Regions from separate parts of the Homo sapiens genome. Here regions 1 and 3 are each linked to region 2. The links are chromatin loops, found by intact Hi-C in ENCODE. Cell type or tissue: GM12878. All regions are shown on one strand. Each heading gives the region's core, and the rest is flanking DNA. Links, peaks and the distances in the headings are about the cores only.

Region 1 (10,607 bases), core at 2,411-7,410, 350 kb after region 2:
GATACATTGCCCATTATCTCTCCATGCCACCCCCCAAAAATTGTCACCGTCCCAACACTTTACCACTATTTCGTTTTATTTTTCTCATTAATATAAGAAGACAGGAATGTCAGGCCTCTGAGCCCAAGCTAAGCCATCATATCCCCTGTGACCTGCACGTACACATCCAGATGGCCGGTTCCTGCCTTAACTGATGACATTCCACCACAAAAGAAGTGAAAATGGCCTGTTCCTGCCTTAACTGATGACATTGTCTAGTGAAATTCCTTCTCCTGGCTCATCCTGGCTCAAAAGCTCCCCCACTGAGTACCTTGTGACCCCCCACTCCTGCCCGCCAGAGAACAACCCCCTTTTTCCCTTTACCTACCCAAATCCTATAAAATGGCCCCACCCCTATCTCCCTTCACGGACTCTCTTTTCGGACTCAGCCCACCTGCACCCAGGTGATTAAAGGCTTTATTGCTCACACAAAGCCTGTTTGGTGGTCTCTTCACACGGACGCGCATAAAAGAAACCTTTGAAGTGACCAAAGTAATGGCAGGGGAGAGTATTCGGTCAATTCATGGTGCAGTATCTTATCTTTTTTTTTTTTTGAGACGGAGTCTCACTCTGTGTCTCCCAGGCTGGAGTGCAGTGACACCATCTCAGCTCACTGCAACCTCCACCTCCCAGATTCAAGTGATCCTCCTGCCTCAGCTTCCCAAGTAGCTGGGATTACAGGTCGGCACCACCACGCCTGGCCAATTTTTTTGTATTTTTAGTAGAGATGAGGTTTTGCCATGTTGGTTGGCCCGGCCCATGGTGCAATATCTAATAAATTACATTTAACTTCCATGGGTCATGTCTGATACAGCTTTTTGAGATTTTAAAGTTATTTAATGAGCTATTTAATTTTCTTAACAGAAAAACAATTGTATTGGGGAATTTTGAAAAGTTTTTTGCTTAAACACTGGATCCAAGACCCACCTGGGGAAAAATATAAATAGTGTTCTCTGGTTCTGAGTGAAGTCTGTAAATGTAGTCAGGGTGCAAGACAGCTCTGTTCTTCCCCACACCCGCCTTTTTTTTTTTTTTTTTTTTTTGGAGATGGAGTTTCACTCTTGTTGCCCAGATTGGAGTGCAGTGGCGTGATCTCGGCTCACTGCAACGTCTGCCTCCCGGGTTCAAGAGATTCTCCTGTCTCAGCCTCCCGAGTTGCTGGGATTAAAGGCACATGCCACCACGCCCGGCTAATTTTTGTATTTTTAGTAGAGACGGGGTTTCATCATATTGGTCAGGCTCGTCTTGAACTCCTGACCTCAGGTGATCCGCCCACCTCGGCCTCCCAAAGTGCTGGGATTACAGGCGTGAGCCACCGCGTCCGGCCGACAGCTCTGTTCTTTAAGGATCAAATGATATATGTGTGTGTATGTATGTATGTATATATATTTTTTCTTTTTTTTTTTTGAGACAGGGTCTCACTCTGTCACCCAGGCTGGAGTTCAGTGGTGCAAGCACAGCTCACTGCAGCCTCAACTTCCTGGGCTCAAGCAATCCTCCCAGCTCAGCCTTCTAAGTACTACAGGCTCAAACCGCCACATCCAGCTGATTTTGTTCATTTTTTGTAGAGACGGAGATCTCACTATGTTGCTCAGGCTGGTCTCCAACCCCTGGGCTCAAGTGATTCTCCCAAAATGCTGTGATTACAGGCATAAGCCACCACACCCAGCCTAAATTTGTATCTTTTAAACAACTTCGTGGGTTTTTTAAAACAACTTTGTGGTTTTGGATGGCAAATTCAAGAATACAAAGCCTCGGACCTGGGTGTCAGAGGCAGAGTAGCCCTTGCCTTTCGGTCACACTGACCCATGCACAGCATACCTCCAGAGATAGCCCATGCCCCCCAGGGGGCGGTGGGAAATGGTTTGAAACCTCTTCCCCTCCCCACCCTGCTCCATTCTGTAACTTCCTCCCAGGAAGGCAGGCCCCTCCCCACTCAAATCCCTGTCCAGGGTCCAGGGTCCAGAGAAGGGAGTGGCCCAGGCAGAGAACCCCAGTGAGTGCCCACCACATGCCAGGCACTGACTGCCACCCCTTCGACTCTAACCTAGCACCCAGCACATGGAGCTACACTCATCGCCTGTGCCTTTGTGCGGCATATGGTGAGTGCCTGCTGGGAGCTAGGTGCTGGAGAGGACTTTAAGTCAGACTTTGTCCACGACACCAAGGCTTGAAGACAGGTATAACCCCTGAGGCCACCTCCCCTCCTCACAGGTCGCATTGTAGCACTTTCTCACCCTAGTTGTCCACTTTGCCTCTGCTGCTCTGCCAGTCTGCAGGGGCAGAAGGATGCCCGTGCCCAGGAAGAATGCTGAAGCCAGGTGCATGGCCCCTGCAGTGGTGGAAGCTCCCCCAGTAGCGAGCGGCCATTTGACTAGGCTGAATCGAGTTGACTTCACAACCGAGGTCTGATCACTGACTACACCATCTCCTTGTTGGGAAAAACAAACAAACAAAAAAACCCCCACAAACCACTGCTATTTTAAATTGTGATCAAAATGAAGATACTAAAAGCCCTGGGGGCTGGGTTCTGAGAATCCCCCACGAGTCCCCCGAGGACCTTGCACCCAGGTCCTCCATGCAGCCCTGCAGTTGCAGCCTGGTCTGTTTCTGCTCCACCGGCCCCGCCCCACACCTGCCCGGGTCTCAGGCTTGCTGAAAGAATCCCTGGATCCGATTTCCACCTGGGTACTAGGTATAGACCCAGCTCTACCACCCCCTAGCCGTATGCTTGTTGGAGAGACATTTAACCTTTCTGGATTTCACTGTTTTCATCTATAAAATGAAGGAATTGAGAGGGAGGATCTCCACAATGCTGTCCCTGATCCATAGGCAACAGTGTTTTTCAAAGCCACCAGGGTTGAGAAGTGCTGGTCCATGGTTGCTTTTCCGAGCTCAGGATTGAAAGAGTCCTTTGGCTAAAGAGCTGAAGAAGAAAGAGGATGCTCTCACCCTATTCAGCTTTTGGTTCTTCCCAGTCTGCTACAAGACCAGGGAAAATGTGAGTTACTCCTCCAGCCACAACTACAGCAGGCAGGTGGAGGGTGGGGGATGACATGTGGCACAGCACTTTGCTGGACTTTAGTGTTTGGGGATAATGGACTCCTGAGATTTCTCCCACGCCATCCGGCTGGGATGACTATGGCTCCTTTCTCAGGGATGCCCCGCCTTTCCCTCCTGCTCACAGGGAAACTGCCGGCAGCTCCACACTGGCCTGGCTTTTGAATCTATGTGCCATATGATTTTTTTTTTCTTTCACGAAAGGCCCCTGCTTGCCAAAAAGGAGGTTTTTCAGACCACTGACCTATGTAAGGGGCAAGCTCCCTGGGTACTTCACTGCCAAGAACAAAAAACATCCATCCCCCTTATAAACTCCCCAGGGCAGTGCAGTCTAAGCCCCTGAGCATGGCATTCAAGGCCTTCGGCGATCTGGCCCCGCTCCCCCTTCTGTGGCAACTGCTACCACTCCATACTTGACTTTTCACATTCCAGCAACCAGAGCTGTTTGTAGTTCCGGGACACACCACGTGCCACATTCCTGTGTGTCCTTGCAGACGCTGTTCCCTCTGCCTAAGAGAACCTCTTCCTTCCACTTTGACCACCTAAGAGAACCTCTATGCATTCTTCAAAGCCCTAATAGTAGCTGCCCACGAACGCCTTCCTTGATCCCGCACATGTTAGTTACCCGGCCTCTGGGCTATTCTGTCCCCTCTGCTCATCACTAGATCCGAAATCGCTAATTTACAGGCAGCGCAGTGGGATGCTTTTGGATTCGGGACACCTGGGCCCAGACCCAGCCGCCCCACCCCGGCGCCCCGGGCTTGTGCACAGCAGGAGCCTCCGCCCCGCGGGTGTGGGTTGGACGAGGCCAAGGGCAGCGGCCGGCCAGGGGCCAGGCCAGAGTCCAGCACTGCCCTCGGAGGAAGCCGGGTGGGGGCGGCGCTCCTGAAGGCTCCAGCCCCGGGGAGGGAAGCCGGCCCCGCACCTCCCGCACTGGGCGCTCAGACCCCTGGTGCTTCCACGGCGTCTGAGGGTTTCTCAGCCACCGAAGGGTGTCTCCGCCGCACCCAACGGGTCCCCCGGTGGAGAGATTTGCCTTCACATCAGATTAAAGGGGGTTCCGTTTGGTGAAGGCGCCCAGGCTCATCCCCCACGTTTCCGCACTGGGTCTGAGATGGAAAGAAAGCGGGGGACCAGAGCCCTTCTTCCAAAGAACGGAAAGCGCCCCACCGCGACGCCCCGGCCCCGCCCAGGGGCCCTGCGAGGGCGGCCCGGAGACCCCGCGGCCGCTGGCGGGGCGCGGCTTTCCCAGGCTCCCGGCGCCACCTGGTGGCCCGTGGCGCGCACTGTAGTCCCCGCTCGGGAGGCCCCCTTGGCTCGGATCCCACTCCACGTGGGCGGCGGTAAGACCGGAGTTCCTGAACAAAGGTGAATGTCGTTCCAGGAACCTGCCGCGTGGGGACAGAACTGAGGCGTGGGACCGGGCAGACCTACGTGGATTCAGCTCCTACCCCAAAGCCCGCCCGCCTGTGAAGCAGGGGCCTCGGTTTGAGCTCTCCAGGCGCACCTGCTTCCCCTGAGGGAATTAACTCAAGAACTCACCCATCACTTCTCTTTAAAACCATTCCCTTTTTTCACTGAAGTTAATTCGTAAAATTAGCCATATCCAATGCAACTATTATTTTTTCCCCAATACGTGCTAAAATAAAATATATAGGTATTAAAGGAGGAAAGACAGTTTTCTTCACTCTGGGTAACACCAGTCCATGGGATCAAGTTCAGAACCTAAGCCTGTCCTGAGGCCTGCCCGGTGGCTCGTCCCTGCTTCTTCTGTCTCCTTCCGATTCAGCCACAGCGAACCCTCACCTGTCCTCTCCTGGAATATGGCAGCGTCACGGTGCCAAAGATCCCAGAGGGTTGTCCTCTTTTCTCAGGTTGTACTGCTTACCTAAGAGAGATCTGAATTTGGGGAAATGAATTAGTCTCTAAAGTTTCATGCCCTTTAAAAACAAAACCTTGACAGAGACAAAGGCAAGTAACTGTTTATTAAAATCGGAATGAGCTTTGAGCTCCTGGACTCATACAACAGGCATCTGTTTCTTCTTGATTTTATGAGGCTCCTCTAGCAGTTCTGTTCCTCACCACCGAGAAGCACACAGGTTGTTTAGCCACTGATCTCGAGTGAACGTGTTGGAACCATGCATACTTCACTACCTGACGCTAACACTGTTTCCAGAGCTCTAGAAGCCAAAACAGCGCCTGGGTACAACATGGATTCTTGCCATTGTGTTTCTGGGCTCTTTCAGCATAGCTGTCTGAGCTACACGGTTCTGGCCAAACTGATTTACAAACACAACACAGCATTGCAAATCAGTCACAGTGCAAGTCTATTCAGGGAAATTTCATGGATAATTCTAATCTAGGGACAGTGTTGGGGGTTGTTAGCAGAGAGCTCCCTTAGTCTGACCAGTCATGACGCTGCTTGGGGAAAAAGCTTCCCCGGCCCTGCAGCAGCGGCCGTCCTGGACAGACTGAAATGAAAGGCTTCAGAAGAGATGGAACAAGGTTTTTTTTTTTTTTTTTTTTTGAGACAGAGACTCGCTCTGTCGCCAGGCTGGAGTACGGTGGCATGATGTCGGCTCACTGCAACCTCCGCCTCCCAGGTTCAAGCCATTCTCCTGCCTCAGCCTCCCAAGTAGCTGGGACTACAGGCACCTGCCACCACGCCCAATTTTTGTATTTTTAGTAGACGGGGTTTCACCATGTTGACCAGGATGGTCTCGATCTCCCGACCTCGTGATCCGCCTGCCTCGGCCTCCCAAAGTGCTGGGACTCCAGGCGTGAGCCACCGCGCCTGGCCCGGAACAGGGCTTTTTCTGGCTCTGTAAGTCTCCCATTCATCCACACCCCCTAGATCAAAATAACCCCATTGTTGTTAGTGATTAAAAAGTAATTCAGGCCGGGTGCGGTGGCTCACGCCTGTAACCCCAGCACTTTGGGAGGCCAAAGCGGATGGATCACGAGGTCAGGAGATCGGGACCATCCTGGCTCACACGATGAAACCCCCGTCTCTACTAAAAATACAAAAAATTAGACGGGCGTGGTGGCGGGCGCCTGTAGTCCCAGCTACTTGGGAGGCTGAGGCAGGAGAATGGCGTCAAGCCAGCAGGCAGCGCTTGCAGTGAGCAGAGATAGTGCCACTGTACTCCAGCCTGGGCGACAGAGCGAGACTCCGTCTCAAAAAAAACACAAACAAACAAACAAAAAAAAGCAATTCGAAGCCTGGCGCGGTGGCTCACGCCTGTAATGCCAGCACTTTGGGAGGCCGAGGCAGGTGAATCACCTGAGGTCAGGGGTTCAAGACCAGCTTGACCAGCATGGTGAAACCCCATCTCTACTAAAAATACAAAAATGAGCCGGGCGTGGTGGCACATGCCTGTAAGCCCAGCTACTCAGGAGGCTGAGACAGGAGAATTGCTTGAACCTGGGAGGTTGCAGTGAGCCGAGATTGCGCCACTCCACTCCAGCCTGGGTGACAGAGCAAGACTCCATCTCAAAAAAAAAAAAAAGTAAAATAAAATAATAAAAAGTAATTGTGGTTTTAAAAATTCTGGCAATATGCAAGTTTATGAGAAGAAATGAGAAGTTCCTGTAACCCCACCCCCAGCCACCATAATTCAAGTGCTTCTGGAAGAGGCTTGCCCTGAACCTCAGGCAGACTTCTTAGTATGGGTCTCAAACCAGGCCAGCCTGGGCAGAGCTGGGCAAACAGGCCCCTCCCCAGGAAGCAAGGCCATGGAGAGTGGACGGCAAGAAAGCCAGTCAGGGATTCATGAACTCTTATTCACAACCCTTGGTCTCTGGAAAAGAGAATGATCAATTCCAATAGAGTTGGTTGTTAAGGTAAATGATCAATGGGTTGGGGACCCAGAATATGGCTTTAGGAAAAGAGACTAGTGAAACTCAAATTGCTGTTACTGTCCCAGTCATTGTCCAGGGACATTTTCTCCATCAGGTTTACAGTCTAAGCAACTACTTCAAATTTTGCTAACCTTAGTGCCCATTCCACACGATTCATTGGATCCTAAATAATGAAATCCGTGAAGGACCTTGTTTCCTAATCCTGGGTCCCCACGGGTTCTGGCCCCGCTGACTGTAAGGAAACCTCAGTTTCCCAGCTATCCCTCCCCTCTCCCCAGACTCAGCTGTGTTACTACCAGGATAACACAGGGCTCTGCAAACTCAGACACCTGCGGGTGGTGGGAGGGGGGCTGGCGCACGCAGGTGGGGCTGTGGGAATTGGAGACTGGAGGACAGAGACTCCAAGGGGCATTCATTTCCCTGTAGGACTGATCTGTTGCCAGATCTTGTGACTTTGAGAAACCAGAAATCTGGATTTATGTGAAACCTTCTGATTTTTAAATGTTGGCAATTAATTCACATTTTAATATATACAGGGGAGTTCAAAGGAAACATGCCTAGGGGGAACCTGTTTGCTTCCTCTCGTCTGCTGGGCAGAGCACTGTCTTATCTCATTATTCACCCCATGTACAGGAAACACTTAATACATGCTGGCTACTGTTATTATCCCAAACCCCAGCGGCCTTCATGGAGCATGGGCTTGTATCTATTTCTTGCCAGGAAATACAGTGTAACCTCAACTCTGGTAACACTGAAAGTCCGAGGCCCACCTCCATCAATGGCTGCAGTGTGGCGTTTTCTCTAAACTGTCAGTGACCAGAGTACCCACGTTCGTGTAACTCCCTGGAGAGGCAGTGGGGCGGCATCTGCACCTGTCTGCACTCCTTACTCCTCTGCTCTTTTGCTGCACATTCTCACTCTCCTCACCCCTCCCCATCCCCCTCACCTGCAGCCCCCAGCTGGGAGTGGGGCCCACTTGCCCTTCCACGTCTTCTTGTTCTAGTGCTTGAATAACTGGCTGTGGCATTAATTCCCCATTTTATCAATTGGCTCGATATGCAAAAGGCCTATAAAGGAACACTTTGGTTAGCCAAGTCGGAAATTGTTCTTCCTAGATCTAATGCAAATATATATATATATATATATATATATATATATATATATATAAATGACAAAAGGATCCCTCCTCTAACCTGTGCACTTTGCTTAGTGGTAAAAGTAAACACCTAGCAAGAACGATGACCTTCCTATGCCCCTGTTACCTCCCGCAGTTACAGGTCCACCCTCCCTGGGGAAGTTTTTAAAAACTCCAAGAGCCCAGGAATTAATATTCTAATTGAGGCGATTCTAATCTGAAGACAGGGTTGAAACCTTGCTGGGTAGTCAGATAATTAAAGAAGACCTTCATCTTCAGGGTCACAGGGAGAAGACCCAACCTTCCTTCACAAGTTACTGATAAAATCGGGCCACTCTCTGGAAGAAAAAACTTTTCACAAATAAATCCTTTAAATAAGATGTATTAAATTTTCTAATAAAATGCACCTGTAGCCAACTGCTGCTGGAGGCTTTAACACCCATGGCTTTCCTACTGTGAGCTCCCTTAGGGCTCCTGCTTGGATTTTTTTAACTCCTTCTCCACCTGCTAAAATGTAGGTCTGGCTAAGCCTTCTTCAGGTGCCAGAGAATGTTCCCTTCACCCAGACTCTCCAGGTCTCTGCTCAGCTGAGACTCTTCACTTGCTGCAGTTTGCATGAAGTTGCCTCATGTTCCCGCCTAAACCACAGGTTCCTTAAAGGTGGGATCAGGGCTTCCATGTCACTACCGTAGCTCCAGCAGCTCACCAGTCTCATCTTCACTATAGTCAAAAGCAGAAATTTTGGACATCCAAGGCAGAGCCATCTTTGAGCTTTAGTAGGTGCCTTTCAGGTGAGGAAGAGGCCACAAGGCCATTTCTAGGTCTCCAGAATTTTCAGAAAATGAGCTAAGTTAAGCTGCTCCCAGGTAAGCACAATTAGTAATGGACTAAAAATAAAACAGGAACAAAAATCAGAGGGGAAAAGGTAAAGTCACTGATATGGTTTGGCTGTGTCCCACCCAAATCTCTTCCTGTAGTTCCCATAATCCCCACGTGTGGAGGAAGGGATCCGGTGGGAAGTGATTGGAGTATGGAGGTGGTTTCCCCACTGCTGTTCTCGTGAGAGTGAGTTCTCACGAGATCTGATGGTTTCCTAAGCCTCTGGCATTTCCCCTGCTTGCGCTTCTCTTCTGCTGCCATGATTGTAAGTTTCCTGAGGCCTGCCCAGCCACGTGAAACTGTCAATTAAACCTCTTTCCTTTATAAAATTACCCAGTCTTGGGTATTTCTTTATAGCAGTGTCAGAACAGAGTAACACAGTCGTCATCCTAGACTCAGAGTCTTAGCAAAGGGGGTTCAGGTGAGCGTCCCTCCTGAAGCTGGTCCCCCACTGTGCTGCCCCTCCAGCCTTCATGACTGCCGTATTTAAGCCAAAGCTCAAACTCCCTAGTCCAGCACACAGGCCCCAGCCCCATGCACACAAACACTCAAGACTTTTCCTAACCTTGCATGGTTTCCTCACAGTTCACTGCAGCCTTGACTTCCTGCGCTCAAGGGATCCTCCCACCTCAGCCTCCTGAGTAGCTGGGACTCCAGGCACGTGCCACCACGCCCAGCTAATTTTTAAATTTTTTGTAGAGACAGGGTCTATGTTGCCCAGGCTGGTCTTCAACTCCTGGGCTCAAGCAATCCTTCTGCCTTGGCCCTAAGGACTGACTCCCTGGTCTGTCTCCCTACAAGGCCACGGAGAGTGGCCCACTGTCAGGGAAACTCTCTCTTACATCGTGTTTCTGGAACCTGGTACCAAATCTACCACTGTTAAAGACTGAAACTGGCTTTTCTGAAGACAGCAGAAAATAATGAAGTATTTTCCACCTCAGGGAAGATCCAACGAGCCAATCTAGCCTGAGTCTGTGTCCATTCGTCGAGTGTCGAGTCCCTCACTGTCATGGTGGCACACACCTGTGGTCCCAGCTACGTGGAATGCTGAGGTGGGGGTATCGCTTGAGCCCAGGAGGCCAAGGCTGCAGTGAGCCAAGATCAAGCCACTGCACTCCAGCCAGGGTGACAGAACGAGACCCTGTTTCCAAAAAAAAAAAAAAAAAAAAAAGTCCCTCAATCTCCCTAGAGATTAGTGTTTCATTTATGCTACAGATATCTGCCCAGGAAGAGAGCCCAGCCTGCCGTCGTTGCCAAATGAGAGCTGTGACTGCACCAGAGTTCACAAGCATTGCCTTGGAAGAACTGTTTAAAAAAAAATCATTTTGTAAAACTTAAAAATTACTTACTTGCTTTCCACTAAGGGATCTCCTTAATATTTTTTAACGTAAAAACAACAAATATTAAGGAGATCTTAATATTTAAGAAATCTTTTACAAAGTAGTAACTTTCTCAACTTTTCCTATCCTGGAAAGTCAAAAATCATAACATTTAAATGTGCTTGTGAATACTTTCCTCACCTGTTATAAGCTTCTTTTCAAAAAATGGGATTAACTGAAATATTCTAGAAACATTTACACAGTGTAAACAGAAGCAGCTATGATTAGGGCTGGAGCCTTCTTTCATCATTCAG
Region 2 (10,607 bases), core at 2,858-7,857:
CAAAGTTAAATCCAGCATATAAAACAAGATTTCTACAAACTGGGTATCTTTTTAATACTTTGTTTCCAAAGGATGCAAGGTGTTGTAAACCGACTGTCCAAGTTACTGAAACCTGGGGGAATGCTGTTATTTCGAGACTATGGAAGATATGATAAGACTCAGCTTCGTTTTAAAAAGGGTAATAGTATATTCAGTTTGAGGTTATTTTTAAATGTTCTAAAGAATGCCTTGTTTATATTTCACATCAAAGTATTTAGTTGTTTTTTTTTAAAGGAATACCCTTAAGAGTTTCTCTTTTCACAATTTTTTTCAGGACATTGTTTATCTGAAAATTTTTATGTTCGAGGAGATGGTACCAGAGCATATTTCTTTACAAAAGGTATGCTAATCTACAAAAGGAAATAATTGGTCATAATCGTTCTTGTTAGTTATTATCTCATTGATTATAGCTCAGAAGCTATGAAACTGAGGCTTCAGTCATTGATTAAGCATTAGATGTCTTCATACTTTGATGCTTATTACTGGTCTACATAAAAGGTTGAAAATGGCCGTTTACTGTTTAATCTTTTTCCAGTTAAACTGCTTTAAAGTCTCTTGTTTTACCCTCATACCCAGATGAAGGTGAAGGCTGTTCCATTTTGGAGATATTGTTAGCCTAGATATGAAAAAAATTGATGATAGCCACAGCCAAAGGAGGACATTTGATAAGTTTATAGAAAATTACTTATCTTGGCCTGTCACAGGGGTGCTCACCTGTAATCCCATCACTTTGGGAGATGAAGGTGAGAAGATTGCTTGAAGCCAGGAATTTGAGACCAGCCTAGAAAACAAAATGAGACTCTGTCTCTACAAAACAATTTTTTTTTAATTAGCTGGTCTGGTGGTGCATACCTGTAGTCCTAGCTACTTGGGAGGCTAAGGTGGAAGGATCACTTGAGCTGGGGCAGATGAGGCTACAGTGAGCTATGATTGGACCACTGTGCTCCAGCCTGGGCAGCAGAGTGAATCTTATGTCTAAAAAAACAATACATTTTCAAAATAGAAAGAAGGAAAATTACTTATCTCTAGCTGATTTCTCTTTTTTTTTTTTTTTTTTTTGAGACAGAGTCTCACTCTGTTGCCTAGGCTGGAGTGCAGTGGCACAATCTCAGCTCACTGCCATCTCCACCTCGCCGGTTCAAACGATTCTCCCACCTCAGCCTCCCAAGTAGCTGGGATTACAGCCTCCCAAGTAGCTGAGATTACCTACCTCCACGCCTAGGTAATTTTTGTATTTTTATTAGAGAAGGGGTTTCACCATTTGACCAGGCTGGTCTCAAACTCCTGACCTCAAGTGATTCACCCTGGCCAGGCTGGTCTTGAACTCCTGACCTCAGGTGATTTGCCTGCTTCAGCCTCCAAAAGTGCTGGGATTACAGGCGTGAGCCACCATGCCCAACCAATTTCACATTTTTAAAAATGCATTTCTAACAGTACCAAGTGAATGCTGCATTCAAGGATTTCCCCAAATTTATGTGAGTACTTTTATAATCTGCCGTTTTGGGTTTCTGTAAACCAACAAAAACTCAGAAAGGGAGCACCTTTCAAAATATTGAAAGCTGCAACCAATAGTTTTATATATCTGTTGATGTCTGCCGTGTTAGTCTGTAAACAGGTGTATTTTTATATGCATGGTGTATTTTTGTGAAATAGAAGAAACTCGCTTGGTTTCACAGGTTTCCTTCACCAAATTGTTCTAGAGAGTGTTTCTTGTATAAATGAAATTTAGATGGTCAGTTATTCCATCAGTGTTCTACTCCTGACCTCCCCCATCTCTAGTCACATGTCATATCTTTTATTGCCATTTTTGTCTCACAGGGGAAGTCCACAGTATGTTCTGCAAAGCCAGTTTAGATGAAAAGCAAAATCTGGTTGATCGCCGCTTACAAGTTAATAGGAAAAAACAAGTGAAAATGCACCGAGTGTGGATTCAAGGCAAATTCCAGAAACCATTGCACCAGACTCAGAATAGCTCCAATATGGTATCTACACTCCTTTCACAAGACTGAACTTTGTAACATGTTAAGGTACAAAGCCAGAGGACTGTGCTATTCAAGGACTACTGTAAGTCTATTGTTTCTCAAAAGACAATGAGAAAAAAAGAAGAGAATTTGTATTTCCTGCCGTTTTGTCATAGGTGAGCTCCTTTGTGCATTTTAAGCACATGTAAGTGGTTCAGCACAGTATGCCTTTTTCTGTGCTTTGAAAACTTGATATGCTCAAGCTTGTTTGAATTTATTACATCTAACCATTTTGCTTGTTCCTTGATTTTTATAAGCATTCAATTAAGTTAGTATTATGTCAAGTAATTTTGAGAAAATGTAACTTGACATTTTTTGCAAGTAAAAAAAATTGTTTATTTGTTTAGGCTTAGTAAACCAGTTCCCAAACACAGTCAGACTCTTCCCATTGTCATCTGATTGCAGAGAGAAAGCACACCTTATTTCCAGGGAAAGCTACAACAAGCCCAAGGTCAAAGTGTATTATTTTTTGTCTTGTTGTTGTCTATTTTCTCCCAATTTTTTTTTGAAATTCAGAGGCTCATATCTGAAATAGAATTTTAGTTCCTCTTTCCTTTCCTAAAATTGGGGAAGTACAGCCCATGCTGACATTATTTTCAGGCTATTCTTAGATATACAAGTTGTTAGGCCAGGTGCAATGGCTCGCACCTGTAATCCCAGCACTTTGGGGGGCTGAGGCAGGCAGATCGGTTGAGCTCAGGAGTTCAAGACCAGCCTGGACAACATGGCAAAACCCTGTCTCTCCCAAGAATACAAAAATTAGCCAGGCATGGTGGCACACACCTGTGGTCCCAGCTACTCAGGAGACTGAGGTGGGAGGATCGCTTGAGCCTCGGAGGCGGAGGTTGCAGTGAGCTGAGATTGTACCACTGCGCTCCAAACTGGGTGACATGGTGAGACCTTGTCTCCAAAAAAAAAAAAAAAAAAAAAAAAGGTATGTAAGCTGACAAGCTCTTGTATCAAGGGCTTTTGAACCAGAGCAACTTCATCTTGAATAGGGACTGTGTAAAATGAAGCTGAGACCTACTAGGCTGCAATCCCAGGAGGTTAAGACATTCTTAGTCACAGGATGAGATAGGAAGTCAGTACAAGATACAGGTCATACAGACCTTGCTGATAAAACAGGTTGCAGTGAAGAAGCCGGCCAAATGCCACCAAAACCAAGATGGCAATGAGAGTGTCCTCTGGCTGTCCTCACTGCTACACTCCCACCAGTGCCATGATAGTTTACAAATGCCATGGCAACATCAGGAAGTTACCCATATGGTCTACAAAGGGGAGGCCTGAATAATCCACCCCTTGTGTAGCATATAATCAAGAAATAACCTTAAAAATGGGCAACCAGTAGCCCTTGGGGCTGCTCTGCCTATGGAGTAGCCATTCTTTATGTTTTACTTTTTTTTTTTTTTTTTTTTTGAGATGGAGTCTTGCTCTGGCACCCAGGCTGGAGTGCAGTGGCGTGATCTCAGCTCACTGCCAGCTCCACCTCCCGGGTTCACGCCATTCTCTTGCTTCAGCCTCCTGAGTAGCTGGGACTACAAGCACCCACCACCATGCCCAGCTAATTTTTTTTTTTTTTGTATTTTTAGTAGAGACGGGGTTTCACCATGTTAGCCAGGATGGTCTCAATCTCCTGACCTTGTGATCCGCCCGCCTCGGCCTCCCAAAGTGCTGGGATTACAGGTGTGAGCCACCGCGCCCAGCCTATTCTTTACTTAAACTTGTTTTCACTTTGCTGTATGGACTCAATTCTTTCTTGCACAAGATCCAAGAATCCTCTCTTGGCGTCTGGATCCAGACCCTTTCTGGTATCAGTGGTAAGCTCTGTTTAAGACAACTGTCATACCCAAGAGAATTCTTAAATTGTGGCAGTTAAAAATGTATTTATCCCCTCGAGGGCCGGGCGCAGTCGCTCAAGCCCGTAATCCCAGCACTTTGGGAGGCCGAGGAGGCGGATCATGAGGTCAGGAGTTCAAGACCAGCCTGACCAACACTGTGAAACCCTGTCTCTACTAAAAATACAAAAAAAATTAGCCAGGCGTGGTGGTGGGCACCTGTAATCCCAGCTACTCGGGAGGCTGAGGCAGGAGAATCACTTGAACCCGGGAGGCAGAGGTTGCAGTGAGCCGAGATGACACCACTGCCCTCCAGCCTGGGTGACAGTTGTTAGACTGCGTATCAAAAAAAAAAAAAAAAATTTATTTACTCCCTTGCTTCAAAAAGGACATAAGTTGGCTTGCAAATCACATTTTGTAGAAATGAAGTTTTTAAGATTAGTCTCATACTCATTACATAATATTTATTGACTACTTACATATTGAGTGCTAAATTCAGTGGAATAATATGAACAATAAAGACCCAGCCTTGTTTATGCTCTTCAGGGAGCATAAATAGAGTACAGCTGGCAAAACAAAATGTGCATATCCCAAACCTGTAAATCATGATCTAAGACAATATACAAACACTCAAATAGGGAACTTACCAGCTAGCAGACTTTGATTATGAACCACAGAACCTAGAATAAATAAATACTCTCTTGAAAGAACCATCATTGGAATAATTAAGTTCCAACTGTTTTTTCTTTCTGAATTCACTTAAAATCCAATTTCTAGAAGAATATCATTGGTCCAGCTTTAGTCATTGGTTCATCTCTTAACAGGCTGGGGCAGGGCAGCTTAATTGATGATGCCACCAGAATGGGCAACATGGGAAAAACCCTATCTCTACCAAAAATACAAAAATTAGCCAGTGATGGTGGCACGCACCTGTTGTCCCAGCTACTCAGGAGGCTGAGCTGGGAGGATCTTTTGAGCCTGGGAGGCAGAGGTTGCAGTGAGCTGAGATCGCACCACTGCACTCCAACCTGGAGTGGAAGGAAATTTCACTTCCTGGAATGGAAGAAAGTTCTTCAAAGGAAAATCAAGACACTGCTGTCAAAAAACACCAGGGGAGGGATGCTGTCCAGTCACAGCCAACACATCATATAGCAGTGGTAGCAGTAGTAATAGTATTTCCAGAGAGAGAGAGAGAGATTAGCTCTGAAAAAGAATGGAGAAGAATCAGGTTTCTTGGGGGAGGTAGGTCTCAGGCTAGTTCTTGAATGTACATTCTCAGCAGATGGTGAGAAGACAAGTGTGGTGTGGGACATTAATGATGAGGGATAGGTAGAAAAGATGGGAAGGGGGTCAGCTTGTAGATAACCTAGACTAGCAGGTGTATGACTTCTAGTCTCTGAACTGGAGCCATCTGAGATCAGTTTGAGATATGGTGTCTTATAAATGTATTGAGAGAGGTTGAGGAGTTGTCTATAGAATGGAATGGAGTGAGGTCAGAGATCAGTGGCAAGGAAGACCACATAAAGGTTTTTGCACAAACTTGCCTTGATGGCAAGTCCTCAAAAGTACAATTATCAAGCTTTCTGTTTAAACATGCATAAGTCAGTAAATATAAACATTAAAATTTGCCCAAGACTCTTAACTCAGTTGTATTTCATAATTAAAGTGTACATTAAAAAGCCAAACTAGTCATGAAAGTATTACATACAGCAAGGGCAGTTTAGATAAGTTAATGTTGCTATGGGAACCCCAGCAGATCTCCTTGTGTCTCCGTTTAAAAATCATGGCCCAAGGTGGTTTCAAAAACAACAGAAGGTAAAATTATTCTCACATTCTCACACATGTAAATTGTACTGTCTCTCTCAGTTCTAAATAGCGGATTCAAGCCAGCCTCTTGACTGGCACAGTAAAATTCGGCTTCGTGTCTTTCTATAATGTATTACAGCATGTGAGTTAACCTTTAGAAGCTTCAAAAATACATCAACCAAATTTGGACTGTGAGACACAAACTGGTCTCTTTTGGGCTCTGTCCAGCATAGCCTTCCTATTCCACATGGCTGCGCAGCAGGGCCATTTCCACCAGTGTCTTCTGCTTGCCTGGTCAGTCTTTCTGTCTCTTAACCTACCTACAACAACTTCCTTCTCGGGGTTTGCTGCTAGATAGAAATGTAGATTTTGGCACAGAAAGAAAAGGGAAAGACCTATTTGGAATTTTGTCTATAGATGTTAAGAAATCATGAAGCGTTGCAAATGTAACTGCTTGGGTATTAGTTTAAAATATTTGATAACTGCATGAAATTCTAATTTACCCCTCACATCCATAAAGCTAGGACCAGTTGGTTAGGCAGAGTTTGATATTTAAAAATTCATCTTCTGAGAGAGCTGAATTTCAAAAGGACCATTTTCTTTCCAGGAGTAAAAGGTATATTCTTTCATCTTCTTACAGTACAGAAACAATGGAATATATTGTTTAAATGCACCCTTCATTTTTTTCTCCATTTCTAAAAATTCACTTTTGAGCATCGTCCAAATGTAAAAATTCTCACACATGAGGAACTGTTTCCGAAGGTTGTGAGAAAGTCAAGATAACAGTTTCTATTATTAAAAGTTTTGCATTCGGTATGACACATTTGCCTGTATTGAAACACCCATTTAACATTGACTTCTGAGAACTTATTTGCTTTGCCTCTCTCGATTCCATATGCTTTGTCTACAAATTGTGAACACGTCCCGGTTTCTACCCGTGTGTGATTCTAAGTCGTTGCTGTACTCTAGCTTGTACGTGAAAATTCACCCATATGCAGATAGCTGCCCTCTTGGAGGCAAAACTTAAAGCTATCAGAACCATCTGGATTGTTAAACCCCAAAACTTCCAACTCATCAAAGTCCTGAAGCCTGAATAGATCACACATTGTTACTTCTAATTGGTTTTGATGTTTGTTATGCTCCTCACAAGTGCAGATAACTTCACATTTGCATCACTAATCGACCTCTTTCAAAGCCTCTGCTCCTCCTGCTTCCTGCCTCTGTTAGTCATCAGGAGACTTAGTGTTGGCGTGGGTATTTTCCCCGCTTGTGAAAGTGCATTGTCAATTCTAGAGCATTAAATATATGTGAGGTATTGTTATTAATCTACAAGGCAGTACACACAGTATTCCAGCAACAGTGACTTTTTCAAAGGTTTTATGAGACATTGTAAGAAAGACAGTATCTTTCCATGGAAAAAAGTGTTGCCTCAGAGTCAAACAGGAAGCATGGGTCCTAGTTCCTATTGAACTGCTTAGCTACTCTTAATTTAGCTCTGAATGCTAGATTTTGTGTATACTATACACATTATTTAATCCTCAAACTCCTAGGAATTCATTTTGATGATAACCATTTACAGAAGAGATGTTGGGTAACTTGCTCAGGATACCACATCTAGTAAGTAGCAGAGTCACAACTCGGACCCAGAACTCTCTGATTCCAAAACCTCTACTTGCTGCTCTTGTAATGGATGGGCCCAAATGCTGCTGGGAAAGGCACCAGGGAAGAAAGAGCTTTCTGAGTCAAGCAGAAAACGATAGCAGTGGAGAGGAGTTTGTTTCAGACGACCTTCAAGGTTATGGCTCATTCTAGATCCAATCATTCTAGCAAATAAGTAGGTTACACTTGTCCACAATTACAAATTGGAAAAGAAGAGAAGGAAAGGAACTGAGAGGAATGACAAAGCAAAAAGCTTTCAATCAGTTCTTTTCAGCATTCTGCTTCTGCCTAGTTCTGCACTCGCCCCACCCCCTCAGGCTTCAGCCTTCCACTTGGCATCCCTCCTCGCAGAGCACTCTCACTTGCATACTCCTCGCTTAAAGAAAAAAAGCATTCTGTACTGCAGTGGGGAAAAAAAACCCTTAAAATGTCTTCAAAAGGATTCAGCTCTAGGGTAATGTAAAATATGTGAAATCAGGAGGTGTCCATAATAAAATATGAGTGAAAACATCGTTATTTAAAACATTGTATGTACATTAATGCCACATTAATACCAATTCAGGCATGAAATGTTGAGCATTTCTTGGAATACGGTTTCTTGGAATATGGTTGGGGATTTGAGAGGCGCAAAGGTACCCGCAAGATGGCTTTGGTGTAGTTATAAATATAAATAGAAGTAAAATAACAGTTGCATCTTCATTTATAATGAATCTATATTGTGGCCTCAAAGCTACAGAGAAAAGTGGATGCCAAAATCTGTCTTTCATTAACATATGTCTTAAATGACAAGGAAGAGGTGTTGAAGATAAAATTACTTTTTCCTATGAGTATGAATCAGCAACATGCAGTAACAAGCAAGTAATAATAGTTCTGCGTGTGAGTGCCTACAGAGGGTAAGAAAAATAGCATCAGATTGAAAAAGCAAGTGCACCTGCAGAAGGGACCCAGGAGGCTGCAGAGCACAGCTCCCTTGAGCATCATCTCAAAGTGTCTCAGAGCACAGTGACCCTAATTCTGGCAAGTCAGGTTGGCATGAGATGGATGGAGCACACTGAAATCTCCAGATGGTCAGACAGCCCACCCTCAGCTGCCCCTGGAGCTCGGCAAAGGCAAGCTACAAGGCACTGCTACTTGGCCAAGAGTTTAAAACAACAGCTTCTGATTCTACAGTGTCTGTGGTTTCACAACCACTTAACCTTAAGTAAGGAACAGCTAGAGTTAGCTGAATGAATAAATACACGTTAACGTTACATAAAGAGGGAAAAAAAGCAATACTTGAGCACATAGACTTCAAATAGTGTCCAGCTAGCTGTGTCCTTGGCATCCCAGTGATCTGGGTCTTTATCTTTGATTTTCTCCAGCAGGTAGGCACTGAGTAGATCCAGGGCCCAGGGCGGGAAATGCTTCTGTATCAGATGTTACCTATCAAATAAAATGAGCCTTTGATTGCCTCCTAAAGCTCCAGCATCGTCTTTCCTAGTTGGGCTGATGAGGTTTGGTCCAGAAAAATGGAATTTTGTTATGCTTATAAAAATTATTTGGCCAAATATTTTCAATCCATTGCTCCTAGTTCATTGCAGAAAACGCAGAAATTAATTTTTTCCTCAGTTAACCTTTATATATCAAGTGTTGGTTGTTTCAAAAAACACTGGAGGACAGTCACCCTTTGGGCTTTTAAGGCTTTTCCGCTGGAAGCAAGCACTAAACCTGTGTGACTTCCTAAAATTAGCAATGAGCCCGCTGCTGAGTCCACTGCATTAGTGGGGCTTTTTTGTTTTTTGTTTTTAATGCTCTGTACTTAGCACAAGCAACACTATGTAATTGCTGCCTCATTTCTCTCACCTTCTGCCTCCTGAGAGCAACTTGTGTTCCTCCTGAGGCAGTCCTGCTAAACAGAATGCTTGGCGTAAAGAATGCGATCGCTCTCCTTACATCTTTAGTTGTGCCCTGCTCCCTCAGGTGAGCAGAGACATATCCCCCTAAGCAGCATTTGGCACTCGCACTGAAAATTGCCTGAAAGAGAATGGCTGAAATTGCCAGTATCACATGCTGCATTGAAACAAGAAAGAAATTTCTGCCTCCAAGGATAATTGCTTTTCTCATTGCTCATACTTTTTCTTTCGCAGCCCTCATTTATTTTAATATTTATATCTTTACTTTGACTTTCTACAAGATATTTTTTAAGTTTCTTTTTAATCCAAATGAAAGATGAAATTCAGGATCCCAAAAAGCAAGGAAGATCTATCCTTTCCATGAATATATTCTTAATCCACCACTCTCTGAGATGTCTCTTCATTTGCAGCTTTGTTTCTTAATAGAACACCTGGGCTCTGGAGATTAGTGAGACAAAGCTTCATTATAATCTTCCTTGTTTTACTCACATTTCTTCCATGCTTTCTCTCCCTAACTCACTCTCCAGGTGCTTCTTTCTCTTGCCAAATAGTGCAAGGAAATACTTTTGCAGATCTTTTGTTTACTTTAGGAAAAAACCATGGATCCAGGCTTCCCCATTCAGCACTGCTGCTCATTTCCTGACTGGCCTTTACAGTTTGGCTCAGTAGCAACTTGGGGACTTGTTTTCTACCCACAGGAAAGGAGCTGGGTGCCCGGCAGCCCCATGCCGGCATGAGAATTAAGTCCTGCTCATTCCCTGGATAAGCAAGCTGACGTTTTCCTCATAGATTTTCTTTTCCATTTCTCAAAGCTTTATTGCATACTCATTTAGCTTTGACTTTTAAAAAGACATTTTAATAGTGTTGTTTTTCCTCCAAGCATGTGCAAAAGCTGATCATGTGCACGAGGAAGCTCTCGAGAATAAAGAATTACCTCTTTGCTGTTTTTCACCTACTACGTCACACACTACACAACACACCCAGGGCTTACCCCTACTCCAGTGTCATTGGCAAGTGCCTGGCCTGGTATAGGAGGAACTGTGACACCAGAGGAATTTGGCTTGGGTTACCTCACTTTCTAGGTTCCCAAGATTCCCAAGTTAAGGAAGCTTTGGTTATTACATAGTTGAACATTTTCTTATTTCATGTAAGTTTTGTAAATCTTCTGTGATTTCTTCTCCTCTTTGGCACATTTACATTAAATTTTATTCTAGTTATGTAACTGTATAGTATAATTATGTTTATATATGGATATAAATTGCTCTGTTCATCCTACTTTGGGGAATTTATTCATAGTTTGCTATGAGGTCAGTAACTTTCCGAAGAGACAGGCTTTCTAAACTTGAAGCCTATAC
Region 3 (10,607 bases), core at 2,628-7,627, 72 kb after region 2:
GATTACCTTGCTCTGGAGAGCCAATGTTCATCTGAGTGAGCTATTTGTTTCGTTGTCACCTGAACCACATGACTGTGGATAGATACAGCTCAGCGGCCATAGCTGTAGCTCAGTCTTTCTGTAACTGACGGGAAAGATATGTGAAATAAGACACATAGACATGGCAATAAAATGAAGTAGGCTGCAAGATGAAAGCAGGTCATTCCCTGGACTCTTTTGTAAGGTGGATTTAGGAAACTGTACCACACCATTCTGGAAGTTCGCACTTACCAAAGTCAATGACATTTAGACTCTGTCCCTTTTTACCCAGGCACTTCATTACAAGACCCAGGCTCTGTTTGCATTTTCAAATAGAGTACCTTGGCTAATAAAAATATGGTGCTTAGCAACAGAAATGCATTACAACTATATTTAGCCAAAGCAAAGCTGTCTAGAAATGTACTGGACAATATGATTGACACAACTGGCAATTCCTCCTGTCCTTTACTGACAGTATCACCTGGTTTATATTCTGATGTGAAAAGAGTCTCATCAGTCTGAGATGATTCGATTTTTCAGGGCAGCAATGAGAAGGCAGAGGCTGAGGTAGACAAGGAGGCTTCTCTTTGGTTATGTTTATAATTTGTAGAATTCTCTCCACCTTTGAATATTTGATCCCCAATTTCACTTTCAAAATTACAATAATCAATCAAAAGAGAAAGCAAAGGCTGGGCATGGTGGTTCACGCCTATAATCCCAGCTCTTTGGGAGGCTAAGGTATGTGGATTGCTTGAGCCCAGGAGTTCAAGACCAGCCTGAGCAACCTGGCAAAACCCCATCTCTATAAAAAATACAAAAATTAGTCAAGTGGCTGGGCTTGATGGCTCACGCCTGTAATCCCAGCACTTTGGGAGGCCGAGGTGGGCAGATCACCTGAAGTCAGGAGTTTGAGACCAGCCTGGCCAACATGGTGAAACCCTGCCTCTACTAAAAATACAAAAAAATGAGCCAGGCATAGTGGTGCACACCTGTAGTCCCAGCTACCTGGGAGGCTGAGGCAGGAGAATTGCTTGAAGCCAGGAGGCGGAGGTTGCAGTGAGCTGAGATTGTGCCATCGCACTCCAGCCTCAACAGCAAGAGCAAGACTTCGTCTCAAAAAAAGAAAAAAAGAAAGAAAGAAAAAAATTAGTCAAGTGTGGTGGCACATGCACCTGTAGTCCCAGCTACTCAAGAGGCTGAGGTAGGTGGATCGCTTGGGCCCGGGAGGTGGAGGTTGCAGTGAGTTGTGATCGCACCACTGCACTCCAGCCTGGGTGACAGAACGAGACTCTGTCTCAAAACAAAACAAAACAAAAAACGTACACACAAAGAGAGAGAAGTCAGTGTTATTTGGGGACCTGGAAGAAGGTCCCTGAGATTGAGAGGAAAAAGGGGGCTCCCAAACATAAACAGTAATAAGTCATGTTAATAGTATGTACCATTGATATGATATGAAGAAAGCGGCATTTTGCCTCTGTGGTCCTCCTCCCCAAAACCCATAACCTTATATAATCATGAGAAAAACTTTACACAAATCTCAGTTGAAGAACATCCCACAAAATGCCTGACCAGTACTCCTCAAATGGTCCTCACAAACGAGGAAAGACTGAGGAACTGTTACAGCCAAGGAGACATGACAGCTAAGCGTAATGTGCTGTCCTGGACGGGATTCTGGAATAGAAAAAGGACATTAGGAAAAAAACTGAGGAAATCTGAATGAACTCTGGACTTCTGTTGATAATAGCATCAATATTGGTTCATTAATTGTAGCAAATGTACTATTCTAATGTAAGATGTTAGCAATTGGGGCATACAAGAACTCTCTGTACTATCTTTACAAAAATTCTGTAAATCAAAAACTGATTTAAAATAATAAGCTTATTAGAAAGAAAAAAAGTGGACCTTTCCTTTTGGCTAGACTTACTCCCCAGTCTTCCACAAACAACCAGATATTCACTCTGCACTGAGCTCAATCTGCGATCCATTGTCTGCGCCTGGGTAATAAAGGACATAAGTGATCAACCAAACATTTTTTTAACCAAATCTAGATAAAGATTGGAATTAAAATAGCGTACACAAAAGAATAACTTTCCAAAGCATTTTGTTATTTGTCGATGCGAATAGAACATAATCTGTGAGAAACTCCAAGACTGAATTCGACCTTTTATTTTTAACACAACAGCTGAACTCTCAGTGGTTGCCTGTAATAACTACCATCATTGCCTATAGACAGCACCTCTTCCAAATTAAGAAACGTTCCTTGAAGTTCTCATTAAATGCACATTACTGTTTGGGGTTTGATATCCTGGGAGTGATGATTGTTCAGGTTACTCTGTACAGAGCTGAATTCTTATATGAAGCAGAAGCATTATGAGGAATCTGAAATGGATTCTGCACAACAGGTTTGTTTTAAGTGTGTTATTCAGTACAAATATCTCCTTTGGGAATTTTACCAGAGAAAGTAAAATTATGACTGATTACGACTCTCTGTGATTTTAGCAGTAATTTCTCCTCTTAAAATAACCTCACACAGGTCATTCTTAAACAGAGAAAAAGTGATGAGTGATTATCTTTTCACTGCCCCTCACAATTGGTCACACTCTAAGCTGGCTGATAGAAGAAGGAGGAATCTCTTGGTTTGTCTCTTTAGCAGTAAAAAAGCACGGGACTCAAAAGCCTTTTTCTGCTGCTTCCAGGTCCTGTTTTTGAGATTTGGAAGCTGCATCAGGTCATTTTGATGACCTTTCTGAGCCTTTTTTTTTTTGAGACGGAGTCTCTCTCTGTCGCCCAGCCTGGAGTGCAGTGGTGGGATCTCCGCTCACTGCAAGCTCTGCCTCCCGGGTTCACGCCATTCTCCTGCCTCAGCCTCCCGAGTAGCCTGGACTACAGGTGCCCGCCACGACGTCCGGCTAATTTTTTTGTATTTTTAGTAGAAACGGGGTTTCACCATATTAGCCAGGATGGTCTCGATTTCCTGACCTCGTGATCCGCCCTCCTCGGCCTCCCAAAGTGCTGGAATTACAGGTGTGAGCCACTGCGCCCGGCCGACCTTTCTGATCTTTATATGAATTGAGTTCTGATCATGCATCTTTCTCTCTGCTTTTCTTTTGCCTGCATGATAAAGATTTACAATGGAGGCTGCGCGTGGTGGCTCACCGCCTGTAATCCCAGCACTTTGGGAGGCCAAGGCAGGTAGATCACCTGAGATCAAGAGTTTGAGACCAGCCTGGCCAACATGGTGAAACCCCATCTCTACTAAAAATACAAAAATTAGCTAGGAATGGTGGTGGGCAGCTGTAATCCCGGTTACTCGGGAGGCTGAGCCGGGAGAATCTATTGAACCTGGGAGGCAGAGGTTGCAGTGAGCCAAGATCGAGCCACTGACTCCAGCCTGGGTGACAACAGTGAGACTCCATCTCCAAAAAAAAAAAAAAAAAGATTTATGAAGGCAAGAAGAGAAAGATCACAGGACTGGATATCAAGATCCCTAGCTTTGCCATTAAATGAGTTTTGTCACCTGGACAGGGCACTTTGGCTCTCTGTGCCTCATTTTCCTAAGCTGTAAAATTAGATTCCTAATACTTGCTCCAGTTTCACTGTTACTAAGAAGATCAATGATCCCAACAGATGTCGACAAGATCTTGCTCTGTCACTCAGACTGGAGTGTGGTGGTGCAGTCATAGCTCACTGAGGTCTCCAACTCCTGGGCCCAATCTATCCTCCTGCTTCAGCCTCCTGAGTAGCTGGGACCACAGGCCCACACCAACACACATGGCTTTTTTTTTTTTTAAGTTGAGACAGAGTTTGTTTTGATGCCCAGGCTGGTCTTGAACTTCTGGGCTCAAGCCATCCTCCCACCTCATTCCCAAAGTGCTAGAATTATAGGCATGAGGTACTGCACCCAGCCTAAAATTTAAAATGCAGCCCAAAGTCATATTTGAATCCTTAAAGGGAACTACTCAGGATTTCAAAGTGCCCTTCAGGCCCCCTAAAATAGCATTTTACTTGTGACCAAGGTGTCAGAAGCTATAATTTGGTCACAAGTTACACATGACAGAAACTACTTCTGGCTGATTTAAGAAGAAAAAAAAAACAACAGGATTCTCTGCAGTATCTATGTCCTGTGTCACTGGTTCAAAGTCGAAGGCAGATATTTCTAATTGGCTTTGCCCACATTGTATAACACCACCTTCCAGTAAGGGAGCTGGGAAATGAAGATCTGGCATTTTCTGCTTCTGAAGTGGGAAGTAGGCACTTTTTCCCACTAAGACTCATAAAGTAGGATTCCCCAAACATAGGAAGAAGTTTCAGATGCTGAGTAGTACCCCAAGAATAATAAATATCTCTTATGTGGAATTTTTAGTTGGGTGGGGGACTACCTAATATTGGAGAAACTGCAAATATAAATCCAACACAATTGGCGTCTACCCTGGGTGTGTTTCTGGCACTCCTATCTGTGACCCCTTATCCATTCTATAACCTATTTCTATGAACTTAGTTTTCTCAAACTTTGTGAAATTTGCTTCTGCTAGCCAACTCTGAGGCTCACTTCTGACTCCCAGCTAAGTCACAACACTTTTCCCATAATTTCCAACTTGGGGCACAACTCAGAACTGAAACTATAAGAGAAAAATAAGACACACAGCAATGTTGACCTCTACCATACTCTGTGAAATTAGCAAATAGCTTGTTTTTTAGGTAGGATATCAGTAGCCCAAATTATTAGAATGGAATGTGTTTTTATATGTACTCTTAAAGTTATTCTTTCAAATTTTGGAAATGTTGCTTCTTATTATCAGAAATATTCCCTAAACAGTTTGTGCAAGCATTCTCCTGATGGTGCCTGTGAGTGCCAATGACATTTTTAAAAGCTTCTTTTCACTTTTGTATTTGATGAATGTAGAACTTAAGCACTGATCTGAAGATGAGAAAGGCCTTTTCATATCAAAGTTTCTAAAGAATGCCCCCAAATGATCAAGATGCTTGTCAGGGTATTGAGGCAAAGTGACTTGCGGGGTGGCGGAGTTGGGGGGTGGATATTCAAAATGAAGGCGGCAGGGAGGTTGGAGGCCTCCTTATTACCCAGTGGATTTGCCAGCTCTCTTTGCTTTTAGGCAGCAAGGACAGACTATGAGGTATGTGCTGCAAAAGTTATTTTCAGAGCTGTAAAGATTTAATCATTTCACTGTTTTTAACCAGAGGAACCTTGTATTTCTTCTACTACATTGGAACAAATTTTAAAAGGAAAGGACACAGGCAGTCCCTGACTTAGGGTAATGGACTCAAAGCACTTACTCACTCCTTCCCTGCCCATGCTATCATTACTGCCGTTCGACAGACTGCACACAGATGAACTCTCATTCGTGCACTCTGCAAATACTTGTAAAGTACCTGTTTTGTGACCAGTACTGTGTGAGGCAGGCAGGAATCTGACATGAAGCCAGTAAAGCTTCAGCTTCAAAGACCCTCAGTGTCATGTGCCTCTTCCAAGAAGGCACCTAGCGATATATTTATGTGGTCATATGTTTTTGCAAAATTTGCAGAGGTAAGATACTCTAACCACAATTGATTAAGATTACTATCTCTTTCCACTTTGACTTCCTCTTTACTTCAGTTCTCCCTTGTGTCTAGTGGCATTGGAGATTCACAGTCATTTTGAGATTCCTCTAAGGTAATTTGGGCTAGGAATACATTTATTTGGGCTTTAGTGGGATACGTTTATGTGTTTGGGCAGCCATTTCTGTAAATAGTTAAGCTATGCTGGCCATCCCAGCTTAGGAATGGCTGGTAGGAATACTTGTACTCTTCAACATGACAAGTCATCTGATGTTGTGACCTGATGGTGCAGGGCATTGATGATACACTGGTTAATAGGAGTATGGTCAATACAAAGAACAGTTAAGTTTAGTCACTGTGTCATAATTTGAAATGCCCTGAAATGTTATAACCCATCTATGTAAGACACTTGGTAGAGGTTTCCAAAATTTGATAGCATTTGTAAAAATTTACATGACTTAGCAATAATGAATTGGGGAACTGAAATAAGCTTTTCTAGGAAATATTAGAAAACATGTTGATCAACCATGCTAGAGAAAAGCATGAACGACCTTTCTATTCAATATAGGAAATGATCTTATAAATTATTGTCATATGAAAGAGGTAATCGAAGGCTGGGCCCAGCGGCTCATGCCTGTAATCCCAGGACTTTGGGAGGATGAGGCGGGTGGATCGCCTGAGGTCAAGAGTTCGAGACCAGCATGACCAACATGGTGAAACCCCGTCTGTATTTAAAATGCAAAATTATCTGGGTGTGGTGGTGCACACCTGTAATCCCAGCTACTTGGGAGGCTGAGGCAGGAGAATCACTTGAACTCAGAAAGCAGAGGTTGCAGTGAGCTGAGACCAAGCCATTGCACTCCAGCCTGGGCAACAAGAGTGAAACTCTGTCTCAGAAAAAAAAAAAAAAATAGGAAGAAAAGAAAAAGAAAGAGGTAATCGAAGAAGACAAGCCAAAAAAGTAGGAAAAATATAGAGATGTGTCAGGCAGTTAATAAAGAAAAACATTTCATTTTCATAGATGTTGTGTTTATTAGCTTTTTATACTTGTAATTGGTTGTGATTTCTTCATACCTAATTTTGTATTCTTTTGAAAAATCCTTCCTTCCCCAAACTATGTAAGCTTCAGGCCTGCAGAACCTGGATTTCCCCCTGGTATGTGAATGAAGTTGCATTAAGGCCCATGTTAGTCTTCCATGTGCTCACAGTCTAATAGAACAGACAGACAAGGAAACAAGCAGTTCAACATAGTGTGACAAGTGCTACAATGTGGCATCATCTAACCAACTGGGGAAAAATTGATCCTAACCTTGCATATATCCATGTGTGGGTTTTTTCTGACACCAAATGTGTGGTGTTGAAACTGCCTTTGCAAAATTATGACTGAGATAGCAAAAGAGATCTAACCTAATTGACTCCATCTTCCTTCTAACCTCCAAGCTGTCCTTGTCCATTCCTGGACATGGGCTGAACTAACTTTGGGAGGAACTTAATTTATAGTTTAAAACAAAGATGATAACAGCCCTTTCCCAAAACAAACCTCCTTCTTGCCTGGGGACTAGACCGCCTTTGTAGGACTAAGAAATTAGTCACAAGATTAGAAATTATGATTTAGGAGTCATGCATCTGGAGGCTACAAGATTCTGACTTTCCCTGAACTGCTCCTAAGATCACTGCCTGAGATATTTTGCAGACTCTGCACTTGATGGATCAGCTGGCACCACCCAGTTCGATAAACTGGCTCATTTGATCTTGTGCCCCCTCCTCACCAGGAACTGACTCAGCACAAGAAGACAGCTTCAACTCCCTAAGATTTCATCTCTGACTTCACCAATCAGCACTCCCAGCTCACTGGCTTCCCCCCGTCCACTAAGTTGTCCTTAAAAACTCTGATCCCCGAATACCCAAATGCTCAGGAAGACTGATTTGAGTAATAATAAAACTCTGGTCTCCCACACAGCCGGCTCTGTGTGAATTACACTTTCTCTGTTACAATGCCCCTGTCTTTAGAAATCAGCTCTGTCTAGGCAGTGGGCAAAGTGAAACCATTGGGTGGTTACAGTGTCTTTTCCAACACATTGTTCCAACATCCATTCACCAGTTATCTCCCACCAACTGGGTGTTCTTCAATTCCATTCAACTCTGATGCTAACTACCCAGAGTTAGTGCAAACCCCACAGGTTAAAGTCATGGTCCCACAAGACTGCCCCCACTTCAGATGCCAGGTAGAATTCCTGGGTTTCTAGGCTACTCACACTTCTATCCTATTTGGCTGCAAATTTGGGGGTTCGCATCACCCTCCCTCATGTTTGATAATTTGTTAGAACAAATTGCAGAACTGAGGGAAGCACCTTGCTTGTGATTACTGGTTTATTATAAAGGATGCAACTCAGGAACAGCCACATGTAAGAGATGCATAGGGCAAGGCTGCGGGAGAAAGGAAGTGGAGAGCTTCTGAAACTGTCCTTGTACAATCACCCAACGGGTGCTTCCAGCTTGCGGCACAGACAAAACAATTCACTGAGACCATGGTATTGCAGTAAAGAAAGAGCTTAATTAACCCAAGACAGCCAAGCAGAAGGACGGATGTTATCACTCAAATCAATCTCTCCAAGAACTCAGGGGCTAGGGTTTTTATGGATAGTTTGGCAGGCAGGGGCTAAGGAATGGGTGCTGCTGATTGGTTGGGGAATAAAAGCATAAGAGTGTGGAAAACAGTCCCTATGTGCTGAGTCTGCCTCTGGGTGGGGCTACAGGATTGGTTGAGTCATAAGTCACCAGTCCAGTTGGAATTAATCAGTTGCCTGAATGCAAAAGTCTGAAAAACATCTCAAAAGACCAATCTTAGGTTCCACAACAGGGATGTTTCCTACAGGAGCAATTGGGGAAGTCACAAGATTTGTGACCTCTGGCCACATGACTCCTGAGCAGTAAGAGATTAGAGAAATTATGCCTGCATTTTGGCAGAAGTCAGGCCCCTCCCATTACAAAGGCAGTTTCAGTCCCTGAACAAACAAGGGATCAGTTTCAGGGAGGGACTCTTCTCATTCTTGCTTTAAACTATGAACTATATTCCTCGCAGTTACCTTGGCCTATCCCCAGGAATGAGCAAAGACAGCCAGCCTGTGAGACTAGAAGCAAGATGGAGTCAGCCATGTTAGATTTCTCTCACTGTCATAATCTTTGCAAAGGAGGTTTCAATCACAGAGTTGACAAGAATTTCATGCCAGGTTCTGGACAGAAATATAGTTATAATTAAGCATGAGGCTTAATTATAGGCTGCATTTTGGCCTACTTACTTGTAACTGAAAGTCACATAGCACTGGATACTGACCATTTGCATCCACATTGTTTCTATAGATGGGATTTCGGATGTTGGAATCATGAGGCTTTTGTTTAAGAGTTGCTTAAGATGTTCTTCAGATCCTGAATTCCAGCAGAACAGCTGACATCCACAACCAGTTTGAGGATCCCCACAGAAGAGCTGAATCAACATGAGAATGCAGTTTCTTCATCTCTCCAGTCCATGACTTCACCCTGCAATCCCCACAGAAGAGCTGAATCAACATGAGAATGCAGTTTCTTCATCTCTCCAGTCCATGACTTCACCCTGCAATCCCCACACCTCAGCCCACTCCAAACCCCTTACAAACTCCTCAGGGAGGCAAATCTGAGGTTTCCTTCCATCTCCTTGTTCAGATGCCCTATGATTATTAAACCCTTTCTCTGCTGCAATCCTTGAGGTCAGTGTGTCCACTTGCCATGCTTTAGGTAAGGAACCTGTTACAGTCACACTTCCATGTCCTCTTCCACGGTGCCACTCTCCCACCACATCAATGTTACCAACCCAGAAGCTCTCTAAATTTCACTGTTCAAGAGTATTTATCAAAGCTTTGTTTTGTAGGTGTGTTTGATCAAATCATTGGCCATTGGTGATTGAGCTCAATCTCCAGCCTTTCTCCCCTCCCGGGAGGTTGGAGGGTGGGGTTAAATGTTCAACCCTCTGATCCCATGTTTGGTCTTTCTGGGGACCAGTCCCCAACCTAAATCTATCTAAGGCCACCCTGAGTCACCTCATTAACATAAACTCTAGTATGGTCAAAAGGAGCTCATTATGAATAACAAAAGATACACCTATCACTCAAGAAATTCTAATAATTTAGGAGCTCTGTGCCAGGAACTGGAGGCAAATAAAGACCAACTATATTATACCACAACTCAACACCATTAATTTGATTTATAAAGCTATGAAGTTAGACAGTGAGACAAACTTTCCTGAACCATGTACGCAAAGACCACCCCCAAAATTTCCCCCAAAGTTACTTCCCGAAGAAGCTTTGTCAAAATTTCCATTAGAAGTTATTTTCGGCCAGATGCAGTGGCTCATGCCTGTAATCCCAGCAATTTGGGAGGCCGAGGCAGGCAGATCATGAGGTCAGGACTTCAAGACCAGCGTGACCAACATGGTGAAACCCTGTCTCTACTAAAAATACAAAAATTAGCCGGGCGTGGTGGCGCATGCCTGTAATCCCAGCTACTCGGGAGGCTGAGGCAGGAGAATCGCTTGAACCTGGGAGGCGGAGGTTGCAGTGAGCCGAGACTGTGCCATCACACTCCAGCCTGGGCAACAGAGCGAGACTCCATCTCAAAGAAAAAAAAAGTTATTTTCAGTTCCTTGGCCCAAGATTCCTTGCAGCAATCCTTTCATTTTTGCTTTGCTACAATCAAAACAAGGAAAAAATTATGAAGAATATTAAAAGAGACTTTCCTGTAGTGTATGCATAAGTCGTTATCATGAAATTTGAAGTTGGGTGTGATTAATTACTATTTAGATTACACTATTCAGCATTAGATATATAATTTATTGACTATGGAGTAAGAGGTTGCTATTCCATATTTGTAAAATAGAAGAATTGGAGTCTCTGGATGATTTTAAAGTTCCTTCCAGTTTTTTGCTTCTTTCATTTTAATAAATACCCAGCATTCATTAAATCATGGGCTTCAGGGCCTTAGACACTTCATCGCCTTCTTAC

What was found. A loop is a pair of places that touch in the nucleus more often than their neighbours do. Peaks named below come from ENCODE experiments on the same cell type or tissue, not always from the same donor. Only the 100,000 strongest peaks of a DNase experiment are listed, where the experiment ranks them.
Region 1: a loop joins it to region 2, with 5 times the contacts of the local background. A loop is called at or near these places in 7 of 110 quality-filtered maps.
Region 3: it touches region 2 in a loop (2.2-fold over the local background); 3 of 110 quality-filtered maps call a loop at or near these places.

Annotation. Positions count from the first base shown.
Region 1 is chr2:170,967,359-170,977,965 of GRCh38, reverse strand. LOC124906091 (a long non-coding RNA gene) reads right to left here and starts at 10,055. Exons shown (of 3, transcript XR_007087293.1): 1 at 8,503-10,055; 2 at 7,907-8,027; 3 at 4,445-4,998. RefSeq lists an enhancer at 1-481 and silencers at 3,791-4,040, 4,181-4,490. In GM12878, for the core only: a CTCF peak has its summit at 4,404 (motif pointing left); a DNase peak (open chromatin) is centred at 4,445; H3K4me3 peaks cover 740 bases; H3K27ac peaks cover 1,007 bases.
Region 2 is chr2:171,315,613-171,326,219 of GRCh38, reverse strand. It overlaps METTL8 (methyltransferase 8, tRNA N3-cytidine), which reads left to right. Exons shown (of 10, transcript NM_001321154.2): 8 at 72-178; 9 at 314-379; 10 at 1,858-10,474. The coding sequence ends at 2,048. Among named protein-coding and RNA genes, the nearest start is that of METTL8, 110 kb to the left of the region's middle. RefSeq lists enhancers at 1,766-1,865, 6,053-6,102, 6,248-7,070, 7,549-7,648, 8,376-8,435 and 1 more and silencers at 1,947-2,241, 7,658-7,860, 9,167-9,461. In GM12878, for the core only: a CTCF peak has its summit at 5,947; DNase peaks (open chromatin) are centred at 5,759, 6,769, 6,919, 7,508 and 1 weaker place; H3K4me3 peaks cover 2,367 bases; H3K27ac peaks cover 5,000 bases.
Region 3 is chr2:171,243,335-171,253,941 of GRCh38, reverse strand. It overlaps LOC107983995 (a long non-coding RNA gene), which reads left to right. Exons shown (of 3, transcript XR_923576.2): 3 at 8,935-9,309. Among named protein-coding and RNA genes, the nearest start is that of TLK1, 88 kb to the right of the region's middle. RefSeq lists an enhancer at 8,440-9,639. In GM12878, for the core only: no CTCF peak of the experiment used is centred there; a DNase peak (open chromatin) is centred at 5,531; H3K27ac peaks cover 305 bases.